Linked DNA regions of Mus musculus: region 1 is linked to region 2. Evidence: chromatin loops called from intact Hi-C (ENCODE). Cell type or tissue: left cerebral cortex. All regions are shown on one strand. Each heading gives the region's core, and the rest is flanking DNA. Links, peaks and the distances in the headings are about the cores only. Region 1 holds the start of Pcf11 (PCF11 cleavage and polyadenylation factor subunit). Region 2 holds the start of Ddias (DNA damage-induced apoptosis suppressor).

What was found. Peaks named below come from ENCODE experiments on the same cell type or tissue, not always from the same donor. Only the 100,000 strongest peaks of a DNase experiment are listed, where the experiment ranks them.
Region 1: a loop joins it to region 2, with 4 times the contacts of the local background. A loop is called at or near these places in 11 of 42 quality-filtered maps.

What each region holds. Positions count from the first base shown.
Region 1 is chr7:92,663,872-92,676,328 of GRCm38, forward strand. Pcf11 (PCF11 cleavage and polyadenylation factor subunit) reads right to left here and starts at 6,041. Exons shown (of 16, transcript NM_029078.3): 1 at 5,558-6,041; 2 at 1,869-1,994; 3 at 96-284. The coding sequence starts at 5,749. In left cerebral cortex, for the core only: no CTCF peak of the experiment used is centred there; DNase peaks (open chromatin) are centred at 5,087, 5,314 and 6,233; H3K4me3 peaks cover 4,380 bases; H3K27ac peaks cover 2,221 bases.
Region 2 is chr7:92,868,000-92,880,456 of GRCm38, forward strand. Ddias (DNA damage-induced apoptosis suppressor) reads right to left here and starts at 6,248. Exons shown (of 6, transcript NM_001355126.1): 1 at 6,142-6,248; 2 at 4,763-4,845. It overlaps Prcp (prolylcarboxypeptidase (angiotensinase C)), which reads left to right and starts at 7,254. Exons shown (of 9, transcript NM_028243.3): 1 at 7,254-7,501. The coding sequence starts at 7,340. It overlaps Gm40448 (a long non-coding RNA gene), which reads left to right and starts at 9,389. Exons shown (of 2, transcript XR_869796.3): 1 at 9,389-12,457. In left cerebral cortex, for the core only: CTCF peaks have their summits at 2,358 (motif pointing left) and 6,536 (motif pointing right); DNase peaks (open chromatin) are centred at 6,301, 6,539, 6,902, 7,204 and 2 more places; H3K4me3 peaks cover 2,309 bases; H3K27ac peaks cover 1,937 bases.

The DNA.
Region 1 (12,457 bases), core at 1,909-9,908, 200 kb before region 2:
AACTGATTCTAGTTTTGCTTTTTGGAAAGTTTACATAAGTTAGCACTTGATAGTCAAATTGTACTACCTTATACACCATTCATATAAAGACTTACCGATTTATTTAAAAATTTGGGATTCACATGGATGCTAGATGTATTCACATTAGGAGGCAGAGGTTTAATAGGCCAAGCAGGATCTAATGAATTGACTCTGACATCCAAGGCATAAAGTTTCTTCAAAGGGAATATTTCATCCCATGTGGAACGTAATTTAAATAAACTTTTTCTAGTATTTTCATCCACCTAAAACAACAGAATAATTCTCTGGCTTGTTAAGTTACTATAGAATGTTATATATTTTAAGTATAAAGCTACTTGCCAATTTATATTATCCACTTTTACATAAATATCACAAAGACTTATTAAAGGCAGGTTTGATCACTAAAGTTAACAAAATTAGTTCTCAAAGAAATCAGGAAAGTGGTTATCTAATAGACTTAAGCAAGCAACCAGGCAACTTTTTATCTTCTTAAAAGCACAAGTCTCCACATTTTAGGGCTCCTACTAAACTCACTGAATGAAAACATAAAGCCAGAAATTGGTTTACCTGATGGTTAATGTTTTTTAAAGTTACTTGCTAGTAGTATACAGTTAGAAAGGGAAAATTATCTTAACAACCAAATGCAATACACTATGACTATTATCTTTGAACTACTACTTTGGGTACAAAAGATATCCTCATAATTTTAATACACAAAATACTAGGCAAGAATGGGCATTATATATCTTGCCTGTTCACACTGTAATGTATATAAGGAGATTTTTTAGAAAACAGAAAAATACAGTAATTAGTAAGACAGGTTTTTTTTAACTTTAGCCCTATATCTATATTCATGTTGTTAGAGAATATATTTACAAGGTCACTTTTATGAACTATAATAAAACTAGATTCAGTAAGATACCAAAACCCCAAATAACTGGAACATACTGAAATTTAAACCAGGTTAAGTTCCCCTAAATTAATTATTACAAAGTAGGCTGTCCTTAGCCTCCAGTGATTAGTACTTAGCAAAGATCAAATATTCATACCACTGACACTTTTTAGTATCTGAAATATAGCTTCCCAAACTATTCCTCTATATACTATTTCTTTTCTACCTACTTAAATAACCCTACTACCCAATTCTACCATTCAGACACCTGGTACTTTCTATAACAAGTTTTAAAATATAGCATCAACTACATTGTTAGGAATCTTTAAAATATATATCTTCAAGGGCCCTACTGCTCAGTGTGAATTACTTCAGAAAACACCTCCTGCTAACCAAACAACCAGTTACAATGTCACAATGGAATGTACAATTTCTAGCTATGAACACTAACAAGCATTTCTCTCAAGCACTAAAGAGGAATTAAAGTATTTACAGAATAACTTAAAGCAATTAACTGGTCCAACATTCACACATCCCTGAAACTTTAACACTTTAACAAGGTAGCAACTCTAAAGGACATTTTGGGGAAAAGACTTAATAGGAACCAGGGAGGCTCAGGCTTCATACTCCCTAACACTATTTAAACTACAAGACTAGGCACCCTGGAAGCTAGCTTTTTGTCCATATTCTACAAATAACTTCACATAACCAAAACATTTCAAAAACACACAATTATAATTAAGGTATATTCAAATCTTGAATGGATTAAACAGTATCCATTTTAATATTCTAACATAAAAAACTAGCATTTGCCACTTTCCTTGAAAAGGCACTTTACAGTAAATGTCCAAAACAATGAAACATTCCACCACCCAAGAAAACCCAACACAAGACCAGTATTTATTTAATCTGGAACACATTTAAAATTTTTTCAAATGTTTCTAAATATATATACCTTTTCAAACACACAAATAAATGTTGCAACTAGATTTTTAGTAAAGGCAGTGAGATATTCTCTTCCAACATTTTTCACGATAGAATCCATAAGGTACATAACTGGAAGCTTCTCTGAGGAAGGAGCCTGAAGTATAAAAAAAGAAACTGAGAAGTTTAGTATAGTGAAGTACCACAAAAAAAAAAATTAACTTTCAAAGTGGTTTTAAGCCTACAATACAGACCTCTAGCTTTGTTGGTACAAAATGCTTTTGATGTTAACTTTATAAGCCTTTAAAGTTTTCAAAAGTACTTGTCTCTTAAAATGTTTTAGTTGTGCATAAAAAAAAAAAAAAAAAAAAAACTCAGAACTATCAAGAGGAAAAACCATTATCTCTACTTAACATAAATTTGTGTGTACTTGGTAGTGTTCAAAGTGGCAATAAAAGGAGAGGGAAAAATATTTTCTGTAATCCAAGTGTCAGCTTGGGGATCTGTGTTTATGTTGTACCTTGAATCAACCAAATACTCTGATAGATGCCCTGGTTTCACTGGATAATTTTATATGTTAAAGTCTATAACGCTTTGTTGTTACCTATAAAATCAAGATTACTTTTCTACAATCCAAATAATGAACTTAAACACACTTCACATACGAAGTCAACGGCAAGACGTTTAAACCTTGCACACAAACATGCAGAAGTGCAAGCTTGTTACTGATACAAGAAAAACTGGATAGAGGAGCCGCTGAGTCATGTAAGTCAGGTTCAACTGGACTGGAAACCTGGATGTCCTGAAGATTTTCTTCACAGCATGGACTGTCGTCGAAAGAGTTCTCCTCTTACATGCACAAACCAAGGAGTCTAAATTTGTGCTGAGCCAGTGTGGTGATGCTGATAAAGGTAGCAGCCCTTCCAGGGTAAGGTTGCCCCAGTTGAACTGCAGAGCCTACCCACCACTGGCTTTTACAGCAAGGAACAGCAAGCTTCCAGAAAGCATCAGCAGGTTCACAGACTTGTTGAGGAGCACTAACACACATGCCATACAAGCTGTTAACTGACTCCACAGGAGTACCCAGGATTTAAGGACACAAAACTTAGGTGAACCCCCAATTACCCACCCCATGTGTACATGAATCTAACTAAACACTTACCCAGAGCTACCTGTAGCTAGGGCAAGCTCACACTTCTGGGGTATGCAATGCCATACTTCATAAAGCAAATTGCCCTAACAAGTGTGTGGAAATGCTCTTGCTTCTGTTATCACCCTTACAACCGAAGTTGACTAAAGAAATGTTTGAGTAATTCTGTATAAAAAAAAAAAAACTTATGTGCTAGTAAAGGGTTCACAAAGCCACTGTGTGGGGGCAAACTATTAAGTACCAACATGTCAAATGTTTTTTTGCTGTGTCTTCACCTTATGTCTTGTTTTATACCATTTAAGAAATCATTGCACTTAAATAGGCTCTTTTACCACCACAATCTGTTCAATAGGCTACTGTTTTATTGTACAAGTGAAGTCCTTCCATGTAATATCCCTTTTCCTACTGTTATGAGAAGACTGAAATTAGGTGTGAGTCCATTAGTTTAGTATTGCTGAGATGCTAAAGAGTAAGGACACAAACATATACTCCCAGAAGCATTAAACCAAGCCAGTTGCTACCAAGTAATGTCGAGCCCTCCCCTCACCCCGGCCCAGGTTACGAGTCTTTCCCCACAGGGGCTTTTACATCTGCCACTTAGTCTGGCTTTACAAAAATAACCAGGAAACATGTGCTCAAAAACTTTGAACTGACTTGAAAAAGTAGTCCACCTATTTTCACCACTTTGTGTAACAAAACACACAAATACATAATGCATAAAGTTTTCAGTTCTCCAAGGTCTTGTAGGTCCATTTTAAAACCAGCAAGAAGCTGTCTCCTTTGAATGCAATCTGAGCTGCTAAATATTAAGTGCTGTGAATACCAAAACCCAAAATATAGTATGAAAACTTTTGTTCTTATAAATCCAAGTGCTGTTCTTTTTTTAAAGGTATTTAATGTTAAGTCTTCAACAAGGAAAAAAAAGGTATATTTTCTCTGCCAACATGTATGTAGTTATCAACAAAAAGTTGGGTATGAGGAGCACTTCCTTCTTAAACCTCATACTACTTTTAAAAACCAGCTGCTTCACAGGCATTCGACAGGAAAAGGTGAAGACTTGTTTTAGCTGTCAAAAATGAACACGATAAATTTGCTGGGCCCTTAAAGAAAAAAAAAAAACCTTTTCCCCCTCTTTAAATTAAGATTTGAAAGGACCACGTGAAACCGTGTATCTTGTGAACTGATTTACCCAAAAGAGTGGATGGACCTAAAGAAGAATGAACCCAAGTCACTTAAAGACTTTTGTTTAAAACACACAACCACAAAAGTAAAAATTCTTGGAAACAGATTCTACACCTTACAAAGGTAAATAAAAAAGACAAATACATATTTTATATGTTTTATTCACAAATTTTATAATACCAGTCACACATTTCAAAACCATTTATTAGAGTCAGACCACTCAGTTGTACACTAGACAGAAACCGTCTCTAAACAACATATTGGTGGTTGTTGTTAAAGTGGCCTTTTAAAAGGGGTTCACTCTGCTAAAAGGAGGCTCATCCTGATAATTGCAATCACTAACAACTAGAGAAAAAAAACTAAACCTTAAGTACAAGCTTGAAAAGTAACTTAAAACGTATTAATTGGGAAACGGTTAAGACTCAATATAAACTAAGTTTAACAGTAACTTTACTTAAATAACATATCGCTCCCACATGAATCCACAGAAGAGCAAGACCAGAGGGAAAACAGAAGGTAGCAAAGGACCACTTCGCTCAAGGGGTGAAGAAAAGCAAGCCTTCACTATCAGGGAAGGGAGAAAACGAGAATAGGAAAAGGAGGGACTGAATTTTTCAAAGAAACTTCCAAGTATTTGTTACCCACTGGGCCAATTCTCCACCTACAGGTTGGATAAGACCTCCCCCACACACCCAAACCCCATCCTCAGCCCAATTTTCCTACCATTGGGGCAAAATCAGACCCTCCGAGAGGAGAATAAAAGTTTGATCCAACAGCCCCCACCCCAAAATGGGGCTGACGGGTGAGAGCAGCTGCCTGGCTGGCAGGGAATGGGTTCTCTCCTCTCTTCCCTTTCGCATCATGTGCTTTGCAGGCGCCATGTTGAGCTAACAGGCCGCTGCTCCACTCGGGGCCAATTCCCTATACCCAACCCACCGACAGCTCGCTCCCAGGTCCCCCTTCACCTCCTTCCAACCCACAGAGCACAATTCCCCAAAAAGGACACTGAGGGAAAGCCCCTCCCCACCTTCCCAAGGGCTTAAGATGGTTTGTTTTTTAACTCTTTCGCTCCCCAAACACCAACTGCCTCTAAGTATTTCCCCCATCCGAAAGGCTGTCCCCGATGCGTGGAGCGTGGGGACGTAGTCAGAGGTGGCCTAAATAGGGAGTTGGTAAGCGGAAATGGGGCTCCACCCTGCATCCTCCCCGCTCCCTCCCGAAAGAGGCCCACGCTCCCAGCCGGGGCCAAAGACCAAGCCCGAGTCGGGGGTGGGGGGTTGGAGAGGAGGAACTCCGTCCCCCTTCGGATGGAAGCGAGACCTGGGATGAGGCTGACACTAAAATCAAGGAGTATTAGAAGAATAGGAGGCTGCGGGGTGTATAAAAACCTTGGCGGTTTGGGCCTCGATGAGAGAGACGATCTCCTTGGCGAAGGGCAGGTTCTCCTCGGCTAGAATGGTCAGCATATTGATGTGCGGTTTGCTATTGAAGGTCAGGTCTTCCAGCGACGACTGATAATCCCGACAGGCGTCCTCCCGGGCCCCCGCAGCCCCGGCCTCCGCCGGCGTCTGCTCTGACATTGCGCCGCGGCCCCCCTCCGAGGTCCGCCGCCGCCGAAGCTGAAGCCGCTCGACACCCCGCCTCCCTTCCGACGCCTCGGCCTCGCTCCCCGGGTCTCCGGCGGCTGCGGCTTCACCACATGCTGACCACGGAGGGGGGATGGGGGACGACCCAGGGGGAACCTCGGGGAAGAAACGCCGCAGCCTCACGGGGAATCTCCGTCCGCTTCCAGCCGCCGCCGGGGCTTCTTTCTCCACAGACACAAAATGGCGGCGGCAGTGGCGGCTCCAGCTCCGAAAATGTCTGTGTTCCCAACCGCTGCGTCGTGCGAAATGAACTAGGGGAGGGGAAATGTGCGGTAAGGGGCGGGGCCGTTGGAAACACCAGGCGGGATTGGCTGGCCCGCGCGTGTCACAGGCCCCGCCCCCGGCCCTTCCGCAATACGTCCAAGCACCGCCTTCTTCCTCGGTCGAGTCTCGGCTTTCGCAACACCTCCGGCTCGGAGACGCGGTGCAAAGGACGGTCGGCTCTCATTGGCCAATTCGTAAGGGACTGTTCGGTCATTTGTTACCATAACAACCCATCCAGGGAAGCCAGTAGAGGACGGAGGCTCCAGAGGACCGGCCCAACCAGTTTATGAAAGCTGCACCAGGCCCCTTCCTATGCACTCCTCCAACCACTGGGCGACTCCATCAACCATCCTCCTCCCGCTTGCCTCCTGGGTGCGGGCGGGGGTTGGCATGAGCTGGAAGAGCGAAAGCCTCCAGTCAAGGCCAGTCGCCCCGTCTCAGGTGCTCCCGGGAGCCTGGGCGGGGCTCGCTGAGCCAGCTGTCCCTCAGGCATTAAGGCGGAGACGCCTGCCCTACCCGGAATCCAGACTGGAGTAACTCCTGCTAACTGCCACACTCATAAAAGCACCTAGACAGGCTTGCAGGAGTTGAGTCCCCAGGAAAATGCTTTTATTAGGAGGTGCTATGTGAGAAAAGCTTTCCCAGAGGAGCTGGAGATCTTTTGAAGAAGTCACATTTCTGGAAGGGTATTCACAATAACCTAATAGCACTCACCTCTTCAATCTGCTACATTTCCAAATGGCCTTAGAATAAATACAATATCTGAGCCATACTTGATGGCTCAGGCCTTGAACCTCAGCCCTCAGGAGGCAGAGGAAGGTGGATCTCTTGGAGTCGAGACCTGTCAAGTCTAAATGTCAAGTTCCAGTCCAGCCAGGGCTACTTAACGAGTCCCTATCTCAAAAAAACATAACACTTAATCCCAGCACTAAAGAGACAGAACGGAGATCACTGATTTCAAGGACAGCCTGATCTACAGAGTGAGTTCCAGGACAGCCAAGGCTACGTACAGAGACCTTGTTTAAAAAAAAAAAAATACATCTGAGATATATGGAAAAATACCTTAGATTTCTATAATCTGGTTTTTAAGATACACAAAACAAATAGTTTGTCAGAGCCTTAGTGAACTATGAAGCACAGTGGAGGGATAGTTCGCACACACACATACACACACAAACTGATGACACGTCCACTCCATGCTATGGTTAAAGGGAAGGCTTTTATTGTAGATATAAAGAAAGAACTGCCATGGCATCTGGAGAATCCAGAGCAGAGAAAAAGATAAACCGAACACGACCATCAGACCATGGCCATGGATGTCTTTGAGAGAAGGGAGAATAGCGGCGGATAGACGACAAAGATGGTAAGAGAAGGAAAAGCAGAGCAGAGGAAGAGAAAAAAAAAAAAAAACCAGCAAGAATAGCAGGGTTATAAAGAATGAGGAGCTGGCAGAATGGAAGCCTGTGGGCTGGAGGGAGGTTAGGGTACCTGAGGAGGAGAAAAGGGCTAGGATGCTAGCATGCACTTTGAAGACTGTAACAGGTATTTGTGGTACCAGGGAGCCTGAATGCCAGCATTTGTGTGCTTTGATATCCTGATAGGCACCAACGTAACCACATATGTCTTTTGGACAGAGGGGAATTGGTTTCACAAGTTCCTGAGGAGTGCTGACTTTTATATAACTGCCAGAAATCCTCCTACAATCCAGACTGAGCCCATTTCTGGATATTTAAACTGCCTTTTGGAGTTTGAGGAGTTGGGGTTTCCTTTGAATGTGAAAATTTGGGGATGGTTTGGTTTGGTTTGAGAAAGTGTCTCACTGTGTCCCTGGCTAACCTGGAACTCTCTGGGTAGAGTAAGCTAGCCTCAAACTCACAGCATTTTGCCTGCCTCTGCTGGGATTAAAGGCTTGTAACACAGTGCCCAGTACTACTTTTAGATTTTGTTTTTTAAAAAATAATTCCTCAGTTTGGTAGATATATTCATATTCTCTCTCTTGTCCTCATTCTCTTTCCCTCTCCCTCTCCCATGCCTCCCTCCTCCCTCCCTCCTCTCTATCTCTTCAATACTGGACATCAAATCCAGGGTGGCATACATCCGGGCAAGTATATTACTGCCAAGCTACATCTTTAATAAGTCCATATCATATCTTTTTTCAGTTTCCAAATCCGATTCTTTTTTTTAATTAGGTATTTTCCTCATTTACATTTCCAATGCTATCCCAAAAGTCCCCCATACCATCCCCCCCACTCCCCTACCCACCCACTCCCACTTCTTGGCCCTGGCATTCCCCTGTACTGAGGCATATACAGTTTGCACAACCAATGGACCTCTCTTTCCACTGATGGCCAACTAGGCCATCTTCTGATACATATGCAGCTAGAGACACAAGCTCTGGGGGTTACTGGTTAGTCCATATTGTTGTTCCACCTATAGGGTTGCAGATCCCTTTAGCTCCTTGGGTACTTTTTTTAAAAAATATTCTTAGGTTATCTCCTTTGTGTGCAAAAATCAAAAGTACAATTTAAGTTTCATGAGTTAACAAAAGACATATTAAAATATATTTGTGTGCTTATATTTGTAGTGTTGGTTTCTCAAATGGCTATTGTGGCTTATGCTGGGTTTTAGGTTTTGTTTCATTGTCTTTGTCAAATGAAAAAAAAATTTAACATGATTTGGTTACTGCTGTATGACAAAACTTTTCTTAGGAAGGCTCTCTCACACACCTACTCACTCCAGATAGGGAGCCCACAGCAGACCAAAGTACTGATACCACCACAACAACTTGGTAAACCAATGAGATTTATTGGGTTACTTACAGGAGCAGAAATGACTCTAAGACAGCTACATCACCAAAGCCCACTCCCGCATGGGTGACAGCTCACAAAACCTGGGAACTTGAAGCACACTTCCCAGCCTGCAGCAGTTCTGCAGGTTGGAGAGTGTCCTTTCCAGATGCCTCAGTTGGTCTAAACCTCTTCCAGGCAGCTGGGCTGGTTTCTGTTTCTTCCGGGCAGCTAGTATGGTTTTAGGGTCTTCTTTGCAGCTTGTCTCCTCTGAAAATCCGTTGCTTTTACTTACTCTGGCAGGGAAGGACTTAGTGAATCCGCTCAATTTCAGGGACTTCCTGAAGCTGTTTTAAGTTGCTTACCTTCCTGTTTAAAAAGCTTCCCTGCAATGGAATGTTTCACTATTGGAAGAAATCATTAGATAACAGTTACATAGACAATTTATCTATGTGTCTATGTATCTATTTTTCTGAAAATTAGGTGAATTAGTTTTAGGCTAGTGAGTTCTAAAATTCAGGGGCTGGTGAGATGACTCAGTGGTTAAAAGAACTGGCTACCCTTCCAAAGAGCCAGAATGCAATTTCCAACACCCACAAAACAGTATACACCAACAAGGCAGCACACAAGCTCTGGAGGATCTGATGTTCTCTCTGGCTTCTGAGGGCACCAAGGTGCCATGGTGTACATAAATACATGCAGAAAAAATACCCATACATATATTTTTAAAAGTGAGATTTGACCTTTCATTTGTTTCGAAGGTTGAAATTATTATGAGTCACGGTAAAGCATCTTAGTTGTCACCGTATTTTCTAGTAGGGAATGTTGAGAGGCTGGGTTCACTCACCCTCTTCGAGGACTAGCCTCTCAAGAGGAAATAGTCTAGGCCAAGGTAAGAATAAAGCCTGTTAGGTAAGTGAATTAAACAGATGCATGGATATGCATGGAGAATTCTTAACTCAAGACAATCAAAACACAGAATTAGGTCAAAATAATTTCACTTGGTCCCTGTAGCACAACTTCCTCACTAAACACTGATTTCTCTCAGATTGCTTTCCAGTGAATTAAAAGAAAAGGACAAAAAACAAAAAACAAAAAACAAAAAAACAAAAAGCGGCCAGGCATGGTGGCGCACGCCTTTAATCCCAGCACTTGGGAGGCAGAGGCAGGTGGATTTCTGAGTTCCAGGCCAGCCTGGTCTACAAAGTGAGTTCCAGGACGGCCAGGGCTATACAGAAAAACCCTGTCTCGAAAAACCAAAAAAAAAAAAAAAAAAAAAAAAAAAAAAAAGAAAAGGACAATTATCACCTTATAAAGTGTTAAAAAGATGGGATGAAATGATGTGTTTGAACCCACGACTCTGCTTTCAACAAGGCAAAACAGACTGGCCCATGGTTAGCATGCTACTAACCTTGCTTGGTTTTCAAGTTCTAACTCAAAAAGCCTTAGGATTGTTGTTGTTGTTGTTGTTGTTGTTGTTGTTGTTATTGTTGTTTGAGACAGAGTTTCTCTGTAGCCCAGGCTGTCCTGAAATTTGCCCTGCAAAACAGGCTGGCCTGAAACTCAGACATCCAACTGCTTCTGCCTCCCAATTGCTGGGATTAAAGGTGTGAGCTGTCACTTTCTCCAATCTATGCCTTCTTTGGATACCAGTTGAAGCACTAAGCATGCTTTCCCAAATACTGAAGGCCAGCTCCCTGCTCTCCACAAACACCAACCCATTACCATGTTGTGCAGCTGCTTGAAGACTTCTGTTGCTGGATCTGCCTGCTTTCTTTCAAAGGTAAGGCTATCTACCTTTCCTCTCCATCTTTCTCCTCTCAGCAGCTGCCAGGATTTATATCGTATTTTCCTGTGGTATTCCCTTCACACCTCAATAAAATGGTCCTCAAGCTTACAAAAAAAAAAAGATTAATTCAAACGCATGAGATATAAAGTGCATCAAAGCTTATTCATTCAATCTGAATGAAAACAAAAAATATACTGGAAGGGAGTGTGTGCAAGCCTTGGGGAGGTTTGGAAGTGCCTAGCTATTCTGCCACATTAAAATTAGGCACATTAAAATATAAAGGTTGTGTGTGCGTGTCTTTCATTCATTCATGATTCCAGAGCTCTTGGGTGGGTGCACCCACTGAGGGCATAGAGCGGACATTAAATATTTTCCGCACACAGGTAACTGTCAGATGGCAAAGGACAACTTCAGTTATGCTGTGGGTATCTGACTGAATCGCAGTTCTCAATCCCTTTAGTTTCAGGACAGTGCACTCTCTTAAATGTTAAGAACGCTCATTTGTGGTGGCTGCGCACAACTTTAACTGCAGCACTCAGGAGACAGAGATGGGCTGATCTCTGTGAATTCAAGTCCAACCTTGTCTACAAAACAAGTTCCAGGACAACCAGGGCTACACAGTGAAACCTTGTCTTTTAAAAAAAAAAATAGCTTTAGTTTATGTGGACTACATGTAATTTGTTAATCTATCATTTTGAAAATGATAAATCAGAAAATATTTGTTGATTTAAAATAACAGGGCTGGAGAGATGGCTCAGCAGTTAAAAGTACTTGTTGCTCTTACAAAGGGCATGGGTGTGGTCCCCGGCATCCATATGCTGACTTACAGCCACCCTTGACTCAAGTTTCAAGAGATCCAACTCTCCCTTCTGACTTCCATGGGCACCAGACATACGTGTCGGTAAAACACTCATATATGTAAAATAAAATAAATCTTTAAAAATGTAAATAATAAATATTTAGAACATTATTATAAATAATGCTGGCTTTAAAAAGTATTCTGAGCCCAGCATTTGGGAGGCAGAGGCAGGAAGAACTGTGTGAGTTGGAGCAAGCCTGGGAAGCAAAGTAAGATCCTATCTCAAAAGCAGAACAAAAAATTCAATCATTATGTGTCTAAAAGAAAAGGCCAATGAGGAAAAACCTCAGAGTTTTTGTTTGCTATTTTCCCCAGTTTTGAGGGGAACAGTGCTTCTCGGTGTAGCCCTGGCTATCCTAAACTCACTCTGGAACTGGCCTCAAACGCAGAGAACCACCTGCCTTTGGCTCCCCAGTGCTGGCTGGGATTGGGGGCATATACCACCACTGCCTGGCAGGTTTTGATTCATTGCAAATCTCTTTGATGCCTGACTTAATAAAAGACAGATGAGTTCTGCTATCCACTTCTGTTTGCTGAGTTCTTGTATCCACTTCTGTTTTTACTCTGCTGCAGTTAACAGTGGCTTCTGAAAAACTCCACTGCATACCAATAAACAGAAAATAACTTCTTAGAGTTGTCACAATTATAATTCTGACTTCTAGGTCTCCCGTTATTCTCAAAACATTGTGTTTTGAATGCTGTGTCTTTAAAAAAAAAAAAGATTTAAGAGACTCTTTGTGTGCTGTTCTTAAAGAATCTCTAAGATTTATCACTAAGCAAAACTAAGGCATAGACCTCTGCATATTTCAGCCCTAGAATCTTTTTTTTTTTTTAATCAAGGAGGAACGCTGGTGGTGGTGGCGGCACAGGCCTTTAATCCCAGCACTCCAGAGACAGGCAGATAAGGTCATAACCTGCCTGATCTACAAAGTGAGTTCCAGGAC
Region 2 (12,457 bases), core at 2,357-10,356:
AGTATTTTTGTCTCATATTGGTTTGTAAACCCTACACTAGAAGTCATAACATATAAACAAAGGGCCTCTGTACCCCTGTATATGCTTTCTTAGCCTCTGAGTTCACATGTACCTTGTGACTTGACCTTGTTGATTAGTCCTCCATCCCCTCTGCCTCTCACATTCTTTCTGCTTCCTCTTCCACCAGGTTCCTTGAGCCCTGCGGGGAGGGATTTGATGGCAACATCTGGCTGAGTATGGCTGAGTGTTCCTAGGTTTCTCATTCCCTGCATACCTATCTGGCTGTGGGGTTCTCTTCCCATCAGATACAGGAGGAAGCTTCTCTGGGGATAGTTGAACAAGGTACTGATCAGACAGTAGCAGAATGGCAACAGGAGTCATTTACTAGCTGTTGTTATTATCATTATTTAGAACAGTAGTATTTGGTTTTAGCCTAGGCCTCTGGGCTTGTTTGTTTTCTAAAGAGAGAAAAAGGTATGTTGGATGGGTGGAGAACACGGAAAAATCTGGGAGATGGAGGAGGGGAAACCATGATCAGACTACACTGTAAGAAAAAAAGTTTTCAATTAAAAAAAGTTCCCATCAAGGCTTAAAAATGAAAACTTGTTAATAGATATAAGTTAAACATATAGACCACCTATCTATATTCAGAAAGGGAGTATAGAAAACGCTAATCCAAGGCTCACGCCTTTAATCCCAACACTTGGGAGGCAGAGGCAGGCGAATTTCTGAGTTCGAGGCCAGCTTGGTTTATGCAGAGAAAGCCTGTCTTGGAAAAAAAAAAAGAAAGAAAGAAAACCCTAATCCTTTATTATTGTTTTGAGACCTTAGGTATACATGATTAAGTTACAAAGTTTTGCCAAACACATCCATATATTCTTAGACTTGCTTGCCACCTAGGAAAATGAAGTAGTTTAAAATATAATTTATAAGGAAAAGGGGTCCACCAAAAACCCATCATTCGTGCTAACAGCTCAGATTCAAGTCTTGTCTTGGCAACCATGTTGATGAGACTTCATGGAGGAAGCCTCTGATAGTTCAGCCATGTGGGTGCTAGGAACTGAACATGCATCCTCAGGAAAAGCAGTCAGCGCTCTAAACCACTGAGCCATTTCTCCAGACCCCTTTTCTCATTTGATTGCCTTTCCTTGGTATTTATGTCCTAGTAATTTACGGGAGCACAGGAAGGGATTGCTTCTTGCTTCTGCCTTACTAAATGCTTCACATTTGTTTGCTCCTTTCCACCGATTCCATATTTCTAATGTATAGCTCAGAACTGTCGATCCCAGCACTAGGGTTGCACACACGCATACAGCCATGCCCAGATTTTACTTAGCTGCTGTAGCTCTGCAGGTCCTCAGGCCTATACAACAAGCAGTGATACCCACTGAGCTGTCTCCCACGCCCACTAGGTTAGGTTGAACATTGTCATTATATTGTGGGCCAATATTTAGGGGGTTCAATACAGAATTCTATATTCTATGTGGACATCCAAAATTACTCTTGATGCACTGTGGGTTGTACCACCTCTTGGCAGGTAGGCCTCTGCTGTTTAAGAAAAGTAGCTGAGCACCAGGGAATGCGGGCACACAGCTTTAATCCAGGCTCTTGGGAGGTAGAGGCAGGTGGATCTCAGTGAGTTCATGACCAGCCTGGTCTACAGAGCAAGTTCTATGAATACTAGGGCTACAAAGAAAAACCTTGTCTTCAAACCAGAGGAAAGAACACAATACCACCACCACCACCACCACCACCACCACCACCACACACACACACACACACACACACACACACACACACCCCAAAATAAGGAAAAGAGAAGTATGAGTCTGAAGCCAAATAGTAAGCAGTGTTCCTCCATAGTCTCTATTTTAGTTCCTGCTTCTAGGTTCCTGCCTTAGCCTCCCTCTGTAATGAACAAGCCAAATAAACCTTTTCCTCTCCTCATCAAAAGATTATTTATAAATTTTATTACATAGATACTTAAGATGGGTTGATTTATAATTTAACTGAGACGCTGTGTTGTACATATGTTTTCCCTTCAAGTACTAGGGACTGAACCCTGGACCTCATCCTTACTAGGCAAGCATTTTACCACTGAGCTACAGTTTCAACCTTTTGAGATGTCTTCTAAGTTTCCCAAGGCTGGGCTGGAATTTGTGACCCTCCTAACTCAGCTTCCAAGTAGGTGGAATTACAGATCTGATTATATATATATATATCACCAATACAAGAAAAACTTAATATAAGCATGGTATTTTGGAATTAATTTTTAAATTAATAATAGCAATAACGAATTGCTACATTTTAAGATTGGTTGTTGTCTTTTATTTAAGGGTTTATTGCCCTCTAGTGGTTCAAGTCTGTATGTTAAAAAACAAAACAAAACACTGTAACTTACAGGTAAGTTACTTAAGAACCGAAATGAAAGAGGTCAGTTTATTATTTTTAATTGGTGTTTTACCTGGCTAACCTACATGGTAAAAAGACACTTCGTTCATTGAATGAAGGACAATAATATAGTAATCAGTCAGGAGTTTGTTCTTCTCTGTCTAATCATGCTTCCTTCATGATAAATGTAATATATATACATACATACACACACACACACACACACACACATATATACACACACACACTCACACATATATATATACACACACACATATACACACACTCAGATACATACACACATGGAATGGAGTGATTGTGTGTTTGACAGCTAAAAGTACCAGATCTGAGTAAGTACTAAAATTGGGAAAACATTATAGACCTGAGAACAACTTCACATTTGGCCTGCCTTGTAATTTTTGATTCTTTTTGTTTTGTTGGGAAGGATGATGGTATAGTATTATTGGCCAACAAAACGTGTTCCAACTTGATAAGCTCAATATATCTACATACTGTAATATATTACAGAGCTGCTAAATGGCAACTGTCGCTGTATATGAGTCAATGACAGGAAGACACAGTTCTGTCCTAGTCACTAGATTTATGTTCTAGTATAAGAGCTGACGTAACTGTAAACAGAAAGGTACTTAGTGATGGGCTATAGGGTCAATCAATGAATAAGTAGAGCATCATCTTCTCTCTGTCATTGAGGGCATTGAGGCAGGAAAGAAAGGAAAAACTGTGGGGACATGAGAAGGTGAAGAAGCCCCTCACCTTGGGATCTAGTTTGCCTTTTTTACTGAGTTCAGAAACTCCAAAGCAACTGATAAACCTAAGTTGACTATGTAAATATATGTTCTACAGACTTACTTCGAGCTAGGATTTTAGAGTTTTATCACGATTGCACCTTTTTTACACCCCCAAATCTAAGCAGTGCACCTCATAAGACCACCTTACAGTTGGAATTACAAAAGCCTCATAAATTACTTCCTTGGGCTAATGTAAATCAGCCACAGGGTCATGCAGAGCAAGACGCTGTAAACAGATCTCAACATCTCACGAAGCCCACACCATGTCTTGGAATTGTAGTTCTTTCCTTTTCCTAGATGACTCTATCTAAATACTTAGTAATCAACTTTGCTCAGTCTTTTCTTGAGGCATAGTCAAGGATCAGGGCTACCTGATGGAGGTCCCTAAGAAAGAGCTCTCAGGCTGCTGGGGGATATGCACGAAAGGCAGAAACAACATTGACAGCAGAGGGGAAATATTGTAGAACACTCCTGTTGAAACGTTAACTAGGAAAGCGTTGGCACACACAACAGCTTTTCCATGTTTGGTATCATTTCTGGGGTATTTCTGACAGACATGGAGAAGGGAGCATTTGAGGTAAAACAATAACAGACAAGCCAGGAAGTTAGTTGTGGTTCAGGCTGATAACGTGTTCTAGTCATCAATGTGTATCTATGAAACAATGCAAAGACTTCCATAATGTCACTTCTTACAGGAGAGTCAACTGTATTTAGAAGTCTCACAAATTCAAAGTTTAATAAGTAACAAAAATTGAATCCTGTTAAGTCCTTCTTGTCACAAAATCCTCTCAATTTTAGTAAGTCATACTATTTCTAACTAGCCATATGGCCAGATACCTAAAACTCTCCCTCCACACGCCATGTCATATCCAACATTTTTATCCCCCCATCCCCTCCCTTTTTTGAGATATCATCTTTCTATATAAAGTTCTGACTATCTTAGAACTCACTGTATGGGATGGTCTTGAACTCAGAGATCCACCTGCCTCTGCTTCCTGCCCAGCTTACTCCTTTTTAATATTTATTCTTCTAGAATTTCATACAATATATTTTATATTTCCCCCTCCCCATCTTCCTATGCACCCAACTTCCAGTTCTTTCTCAAAAATAAAAAAAAACAAAGCTGGAAATAGTGGTCTAAGCCTTTAATTCCACACTCAGGAGGCAGAGGCAGGATGATCTCTGTGAGTTTGAGGCCAGCCAAGGATACATAAAGAGACCCTGTCTCAAAAACCACACCAAAGCAACCCCATGGTGGCTAGATAACTGGGACTCCTCCCTCCCCTCCCTCCCTTTCCTAGCCAAGTCACAGTCACCAATTTAGTATCAACTCTTTACAGGGCACTTTCCTGATCCATGGCGATTTCTAGACCCATCTTTTTAAAGGTAAGATTTTCCTCTGTTGCCCTTAGGTCTCTTTGAATCTCAGGCTGGCTTCAAACTAGAGATTCTCATGACTTGGCCTCCCGAGTGCTAAGCTTATTCATACAGGTCTCCATACTCAACTTTGCTATTCGGTTTAATCCTATCCAAAAAAAAGGGGGTGGGGGTGGGGTACTTACCCTAGGACAGCAGTCTCTATTGTTAGTTGAAGTCATCCAAAACCTGGCCCTTCTTGGCATAATGGAGGCACTTAAAATTTTATCTGAGGAGCGAATAAAAAAATGACAGAGTGCTCAGTGATCCCATTTTTTGCAAGGTCAAGAAGCCAGCCTTGACATACCTATAAATCTAGCAATTGGGAAATAGAGGATGATAGAGGGAGTTCAAGGTCAGTTTTGGGTATAGAATCCTGTTATCTTGGAGCCGGGTGTGGTGGCACTCACCTTTAATCCCAGAACTCAGGAGGCAGAGGCAGGCAGATTTCTGAGTTCGAGGCCAGCCTGGTCTACAAAGTGAGTTCCAAGAGAGCCAGGGCTATACAGAAAAACCCTGTCTCAAAAAACAACAACAACAACAACAACAACAAAAAACCAAAACAAACAAAACAAAAAAACAACAAAAAAAAATCCTGTTATCTTAACTCACACACATAAAACATAAAGCAAAACAAACCAGAACGGCTTTACAAACTAAGCAATTACTAACGAGTCAGAACATGCCTTAGGTGTGGTGGGATAAAAAGAAGTTTGGGAGGTTGAGAGGGTGGTGCTTTTGAGGAACACACAAGGTAATCTGGGGTTCGGGATAATTCAGTATGTCATGAACAGAGTGTGTGTGTGATATCCTGGGTTTCACCTCCCACACTGAGAGGGTATATGTGTGTGTGTGTGTGTGTGTGTGTGGGGGGTATGACAGGGTCTAGAACTGAAGTTAGAGAGGCAAGCAAGGCCAAAGAGCTTTTAACCTAAGTTACAGATTTTGAACTTAAAAATATCGGGACAAACAGAAGCTTCTAAAACAAGTGGTGAGTATCTAGGTAAAGAATTTTTCACCCATCTGCCTGGTCTTGGAGGCTACTACTGTCACTGCATGCAGCTGTCACAGGTTAGATTATGGTAGTGGCAGTGTTCAGTGGGGAGTTGGATTTGGATCTCAGGTGTGGGTTCGTGAGAGCAGGGAAAATAGAAACCTTTCAATTTCTGGACTGCGTACATTACTCAGTAAAATACTTTCTCTGGGCAGTCAAAGTCATCTGAAAAAAATAAAACAAACCATCTTTGCCAGCACCTAGCACAGTAACCTGCTGACATAGTTTTATGCCCCCGTTGAAAGTCGAGCCCTTTCCTTTCTGGGTTTTTGGGGATCCGCAGCAACAGTAAAGTGCTGATAAACCTTCGCCAAGGAACATGAAAAGTATTGACTTTCCCGTTTAACCTCGTAGCCGGCGTTTACGGCCAGAAGTCCTGAAATCAATCCATACGGAGTGCAAGGTTACAGCGCCTCGTCAGGAGTCTCTCCACCTAGAGCCCCCCAAGAACTCCTTTTTTCAGCGTCTCACCTGAGGCAAAGGACACAGACAAGCCCGGGCAACCGCTCCGCCCTCCGGCCGCTCGGTCCGCCGCTCTCCAAACGCCAGCAATCGAATCTCCCGCGTCCTCTTCCGCCGGAAGGACCGTCTTGACGGACTTTCAGGAGAGCCAATCAGAAAACGCCCTGCAGGGCGTGTCCCCACCCCACCACCCACCCCCGGGCAAGCGACCCTTCTTGTAAAGCTAGGGGTAGCTGTGGGTTTCGAGGGTCGTTCTTCATCGACTGGTGGAGCGGTAGTTCTCTCGGCGAAGTGCGAGGGAAGCCGGGAAGGCTCGAGGCGTGGGAAGGAGTGGCTTCAGACGGACGCCGAGGGCGTGGGAGCGGATGAAAGTTGGCGCCGCGGGCTGGACAGGAGGGGGCGCTGTTGTAGAGGGAGTCGCCATCGCGGAGCATGGATGGATTACCGAGGCTTAGAGAAGGCTTAGTCTGCGCGCAACACCCAGCGGCCACAGGAGGGACGGGTCGTGCGGGCAATGCGGACGATGGGGGTGACCCGAGAACTGAACACCGGTGGGGCTGCTTAGGCGGGAACAACAGAGGCGAAGAGCCCGAACGGCCTACAAGGAAGGGGGCAGAGCGATCTGTGAACCTCGCTCCATTTCCTGCTACTTGAGGGGCCCAGCATCGAGTCCCTGTACTTGTTTCCTCACCTAAGTAGAGGGGAGAGTCCAACTCCGTCTGGAAGGTTGCTGTTCTGGTTGAGTGTGGGTCACGTGTGTGCCGTCATGCCTGGTGACAATAGACTCACTCTCCCTCCCTCCTCCTCCCGCCCCGTGCCATTATAAGGGATTTGCGGAGAGCTGGGGTGTTACGTGGGACTGAGGTTGCGGGGACAGTGTGATGGTGGCAATAAAGGCGGGGATATGGCATAACCTAGGGTAGCGATAGGGCTTGGGGAGCCATAGATAAGGATGGGGCAAAACCCTGCGTAGTAAAGGCCGACGTAGAGTGTGACCTCAGTGGAGGTGGGCGGGGAGAAGGAGGATGGCGAGTGGCAAGTGTGGAGGCAACGCCTTTGGGGCCAGGAGCTGCCTGGTTTTAGGTTTCCCGGGGGAGGAGCTGGTCTGCAGCGGGCGGAGCTACGAGCTGGGCCCGGCTTAGTCTTTGCGCTTCTGCTGGTGGCTCTCTTTCTTTAGTCGCCCACACTGTGGCTGCCATCCCCAGCCATGGGCTGCCGGGCTCTCCTGCTCCTGTCTTTCCTATTACTCGGGGCCGCCACAACCATCCCGCCTAGGCTAAAGACCCTCGGCAGCCCGCATTTGTCAGCCAGTCCCACACCCGACCCTGCTGTAGCCCGTAAATACTCAGTTCTTTACTTCGAACAGAAGGTAAGCAGAGGCTGGGGAGTAAGGGTTCTAGGTCCCACGTCCCAACCGCCCGCCCATACCTTGCTTGGCTGTTGGAGCACCGCCGCCCACTCCAAAATTCAGACTCTGATACTTAGGACTTGACTTGGTTTTAGTTCACATTTTCTGGAGGGTGGTCTTAAGCCTTAATTATTCGAGTGTTTCCCAACAGAGACCATGAGAAATTTATCCCTCCAGTTCTGGAGGTCCAGGATACATATTTTTAACTCTTCATTTTAGGAAATGCCTCAATCTAAACTCTTTGTTTACCTTGGCCAAAACCAGATTATGGAGACTAACCTTTGACCCCATACCTCTCACCTCAAATTCTTAGGTATGGAGGCTAACCTTCACCTTTAGGTCTCTCAACACAAATTCAGATGTACCCATTACATAAGAATGTATCGCTTCACTAAACTGCTTCTCTCAGCTGAAATGTTACCTTTAGAGGCTAAAAGGTCTGTATCCCCATCTGAAGTGAGTGCAAGGATCAGGTCTCTCTGGTCTTGAACTTGAGTTCACAGTTTTAAGACAGGCTTCTCCAATGCCTTTGTATTTGGTGGCAGCATGAGACCATAGGTCATTACCCTATAGGTCTGAATGAAAAGTACCTGTGTCCTCTGAAATGACAAGGCTATATAATTCTATAGTTCTAGGAGTCTCTGAGGCCTGAATGCACAAGGCACTGGGATTAGAAAGAGTACAGTCGTCTGATCTTGGCTTTAGAAGTCACATCAGGATTCTGGCCTCACTCTGTGATCTTGGACAAGTTACAGTTAGTTTCTGAGCCAAGTTTCTTGGCTTACTGCAGAAGGTTGCAGTGATGACTAACTGAAGCAGCTAAGAACCATAAGCCCTAGCAGAGTAGCTGCCCTGAATAGAAGGTTACCGATGGAGGCATGCTTATTGATGGGACGTTTGACTAGGTAGGAATTTGGGAAAGAGGGAAGACATGGGGTTGTAGAACAATTTAGTTTTGAAGTAAAAAAAAAAAAAAAAAGACCTAGAAATTTAAGTTTGGGTTTCAAAAAAAAAAGAAAAACGAAAAGAAAAGAAAGGAAGAAAGCAAGCAAACATTTTAATTTAGCTGAGGTAGCAGAAGTCTTTCTGGAACGGCCCCTTTAATTTCTACAGCGGCTTATTTGTAAGTTGAGAAGTTGGAGGCAGGACCATGGAGTTTTATGCTTTCCCTAGGAAAACCTTTCTGTGGAGCGAGCTATGGCTGTCTAGCTGAAGTGAAGGCTGTGTTAAGAACTCTAGGACTTCCTCTTTTCTGTAGCTCTGCTCTCCGCCCACACTGTAAAACAAAGCCGAACTCATGGCTTTTTCCTATGGAACGACTCTTAATCCTTGTACTGAAACCTCTTTTACACACATATAATTCTTCATAGCATCCAGTTATTAGCAGTAAAGTTAGAGGGGGAAGCTTTAGTACATACGGTCTCTAAAAATCTCCCTGGGAATACTGCTTCCAGAGAATGCAGGGGTAAAGGGTGGAATGATGCTAATTTATTTTCCTCTCTCCTCCCCCCCCCCCCCGCCGTGTGTGTGTGTGTGTGTGTGTGTGTGTGTGTGTGTGTGTGTGTGTTACTCACCAGTGCACATATGAAGGACAGGAGGATGTGAGGTGCCCTGTGCTATCACTCTCTGCCTTATTCCCTTGAATGAGAGACTGGAGAATGTTCTTATTGAACCTGGAAGCCTGGCCTTCACCCATGGCAAGTGTGGGGTTACAGGCAAGTGTGGAGCCATGACTGACTTTTCGTGTGGGTGCTAAGGTCTGAACTCGGGTTCTTAGGTTTGCATGACAGGTGCATTTCCCTCCCGGCCAATTTTCTTTTTCTTTCTTTCTTTCTTTCTTTCTTTCTTTCTTTCTTTTTTTTTTTTTTTTTTTTTTTGTATAGAATAGAGTTTATTTAGGGGTTTATTTATTTATTTATTAAAGGTGTGTGCCACCACCCTCAGCTTACAGAAACTCTGCTAAAGGCAAACATTTCATTGGGGCTGGCTTACAGTTTCAGAGGTTTAGTCCATTATCATCATGGCAGGAAGTATGACAGCCTGCAGGCAGACATGGTGCTGGAGGAGCCAAGAGTTCTACATCTTGATCAACAGGCAGCAGGAGACTATAAGTAGTTGGAGCATATATAACCTCAAAGCCCACCTCCACTGCCACACTTTCTTGAACAAGGCCACACCTCCAATAAGACCATATCTTATTATCTTATATAGTAGTGCCACTCCCTGTGGGCCAAGCATTTATACACATGAGTATATGGGGGCCATACCTGTTCAAATCATCACAGGTAGTATATTTGATTTTACTCAGCAAAACTTTATACTCTAGGATTGTACTGAGTTTATACTTTTAGACATTTTTACTGACATGTTTTATTAATGTGGTGCTGGGAATTAAACCCAGGGCTTTGTGTGTATTAGGCAAGCATCAACTGTGCTATATCTCCATCCTATTTGTATGTTTTTGTGTGTATTTATGTGGTATATGTATATATTTGTGTGGGTATCTGCATGTGTATACGGTTACATATATATGCATATATGTGTGGATAGAGAGTTTCTTCCTTAATTGCTTCTCAAGTAACTTTTTGAGATAGGAGGTCACACTGAATTTAGGCTAGCTGGCCAATGAGTTCTAGAGATTTTCCTGTCTCTGCGTGCTCAGGCCTAGGATTATAGACAAAGGGCATGCCCAGTATTTTAGAGAGTGTGCATATGAGGGAGATTCAGAACTCAGGCTCTTTACTGACTACACCATCTTCTAGGTCCTCACACATTCTTAATGAAAGTTTATTCTTAAATATATAACACAGCTCCAAGACAACATATCATCCCAGCCATAGGTGGCAAGAGGTGCAATTTGCCTTAGCAAGCAAGGCAGATGTTTAAATAGGAAGAGAACCAAGGGTCACCACAACCCCAAGCACAAGGAACAGCTTTGCTTTGCCAGCTTTCTTAATTCTACCTGTGTGCAGAGGGCTCTCTCCAACCTTTGCTTCTATCTCCCCGAGTTTCTTATCTCTTCTCGTTTCAGCTTGAATACGTCATCTGTTTAGTTGTCTGCATTATGCCTCTTTTGGAAACTGCTGGTCATTCGCACCCAGCTATTCCTCTTAACTTCTGCTCCGTGTTTCTGTTACTCTTTGTCTTGTTCCAGTGTGGACCTCATGGCTGTCAGCTCCTGCAGGCCTCCCTTCCCGCAGCTTCTCAGTTAGTTGTGGGTGAGCACAACAGTGGGCTGGGCAATTTGATGTATGTAGATCCTTTCAGTTCTGCTTTCGGTTCCTGTTTGGTGTTCCCCTTCCCAACTTTTGCCCCTGTGGCCTGTTGTCTACTAAAATGCAGCTGTAAGAAGCTGCTTGGAAGAAGACACTGATAACAATCTTTCCCTTCTTCCTTGTACTCCTCTTTCTCTATCACTGGCTTCTGCTGGTGACCTTCCCCTTAGGCCTGGAGTAAAACTCCTGTTGTATGTGTTTGATGAATAGAAACGTTTCTGGCAGGAGTCTTGGAGATCATGGAACTGGACTCTTAGGCATGCTGGATTGACTGTGATCTACGTTATAGAGGGTGGCTGATAATTAAGAACAGAGGTTCTAGAGAGACAGACTGGGTTGAGAATTAACTTTGTAACTAAATACAAATTAACTTCAGAATTTTAGCTGTTAGCACATTTTGTGCTTTATGAGATCTAGACACAAGACATTTCAGTAGGTATTCTAGATTCAGTCCTTCTTACAAATTAGTAAATTTGTGACATGATCTTGGCCAGTTGCTTAATCTCTCAATTATCCTGTACTAACATTTAGAATAACGTTGGCCATGCTCATCTCTGACTCACCTTTAATTCTTTTGTCACTAGAGCCTCTAGTCTGTAGTCCTCTGCAGGGGAGCAGCAGTGTGGCACAGGTTTGGGGTTTTACCATTGCACCACTTGTCCTTGGTGAGTTGATCCTGTGCAGTATTTCCGTCTTGACTTTGAACAAGATATAAGCAAAGTACATTCCAACTCAACAGTTGTCATTTCTACCACTGCATAGCTGTGGCTTTAGTTTATAGGCAGATTAGAGAGGAAAGAGTATCAGTAAGGAAGAGACCTGGTGCTATGTCTTAATTATCTTCACTTCTAATGCCTTACACAGTGCCATTACATGGTAGGTAGGGTTTTACTTCCCCTATACCCCTGACTCAGATGGAGTCTGCTGCACATCATGTACTGGCTTAGAATTTGAGATCCTCCTCCCTCAGACTCCTCTGCCAAGAGAGTGGAGTTTGGTTCTCAGCATCCATGTCAAGTTGCTCATAACTGCCTATGATGCCAGATCCAGGATGATCTGATACCTCTGGCTTACCTACACAGAGACACACACATACATAATTGCACATAAAGATAGTTCTACATCAATAATTTTTATTATTTATTTAGAAGATATATGTATGAAAGTGAATTGTAAAAATATTTTTGTTATGGCTCACAATATTTAAAAGTCCAGAACCCTTTTTTTTTTCCCCGATACAGGACTTCTCTGCATAGCACTGGCTGTCCTGGAACTCACTCTGTAGACCAGGCTGGCTTCGAGCTCAAGAAGTCTGCCTGCCTCTGCCTCCCAAGTGCTGGGATTAGAGGCATAGGCCACCACTGCTCAGCTGTATCTTTCTTTTTGACAGTGCTTTATCCATGCTAGGCAAGTGCTTAGTCTTTCATATCTAATTGAATATATTGCAACTCTTTCTTGAAATGTGGGTTTTAACTGAAGTTATAGAAATTGGCCTGATCAAGCTATTAAAGGATAATAATTGTGTCACTTTTTAATCTGTTGACTCAATATCTCTGGTCTTTCCTTGATATTATGATACCTATATGTTGTGGGTAGTAGTAAGAATCCCTGGTGAATGTGTTTATTTTCCACATTATTATTT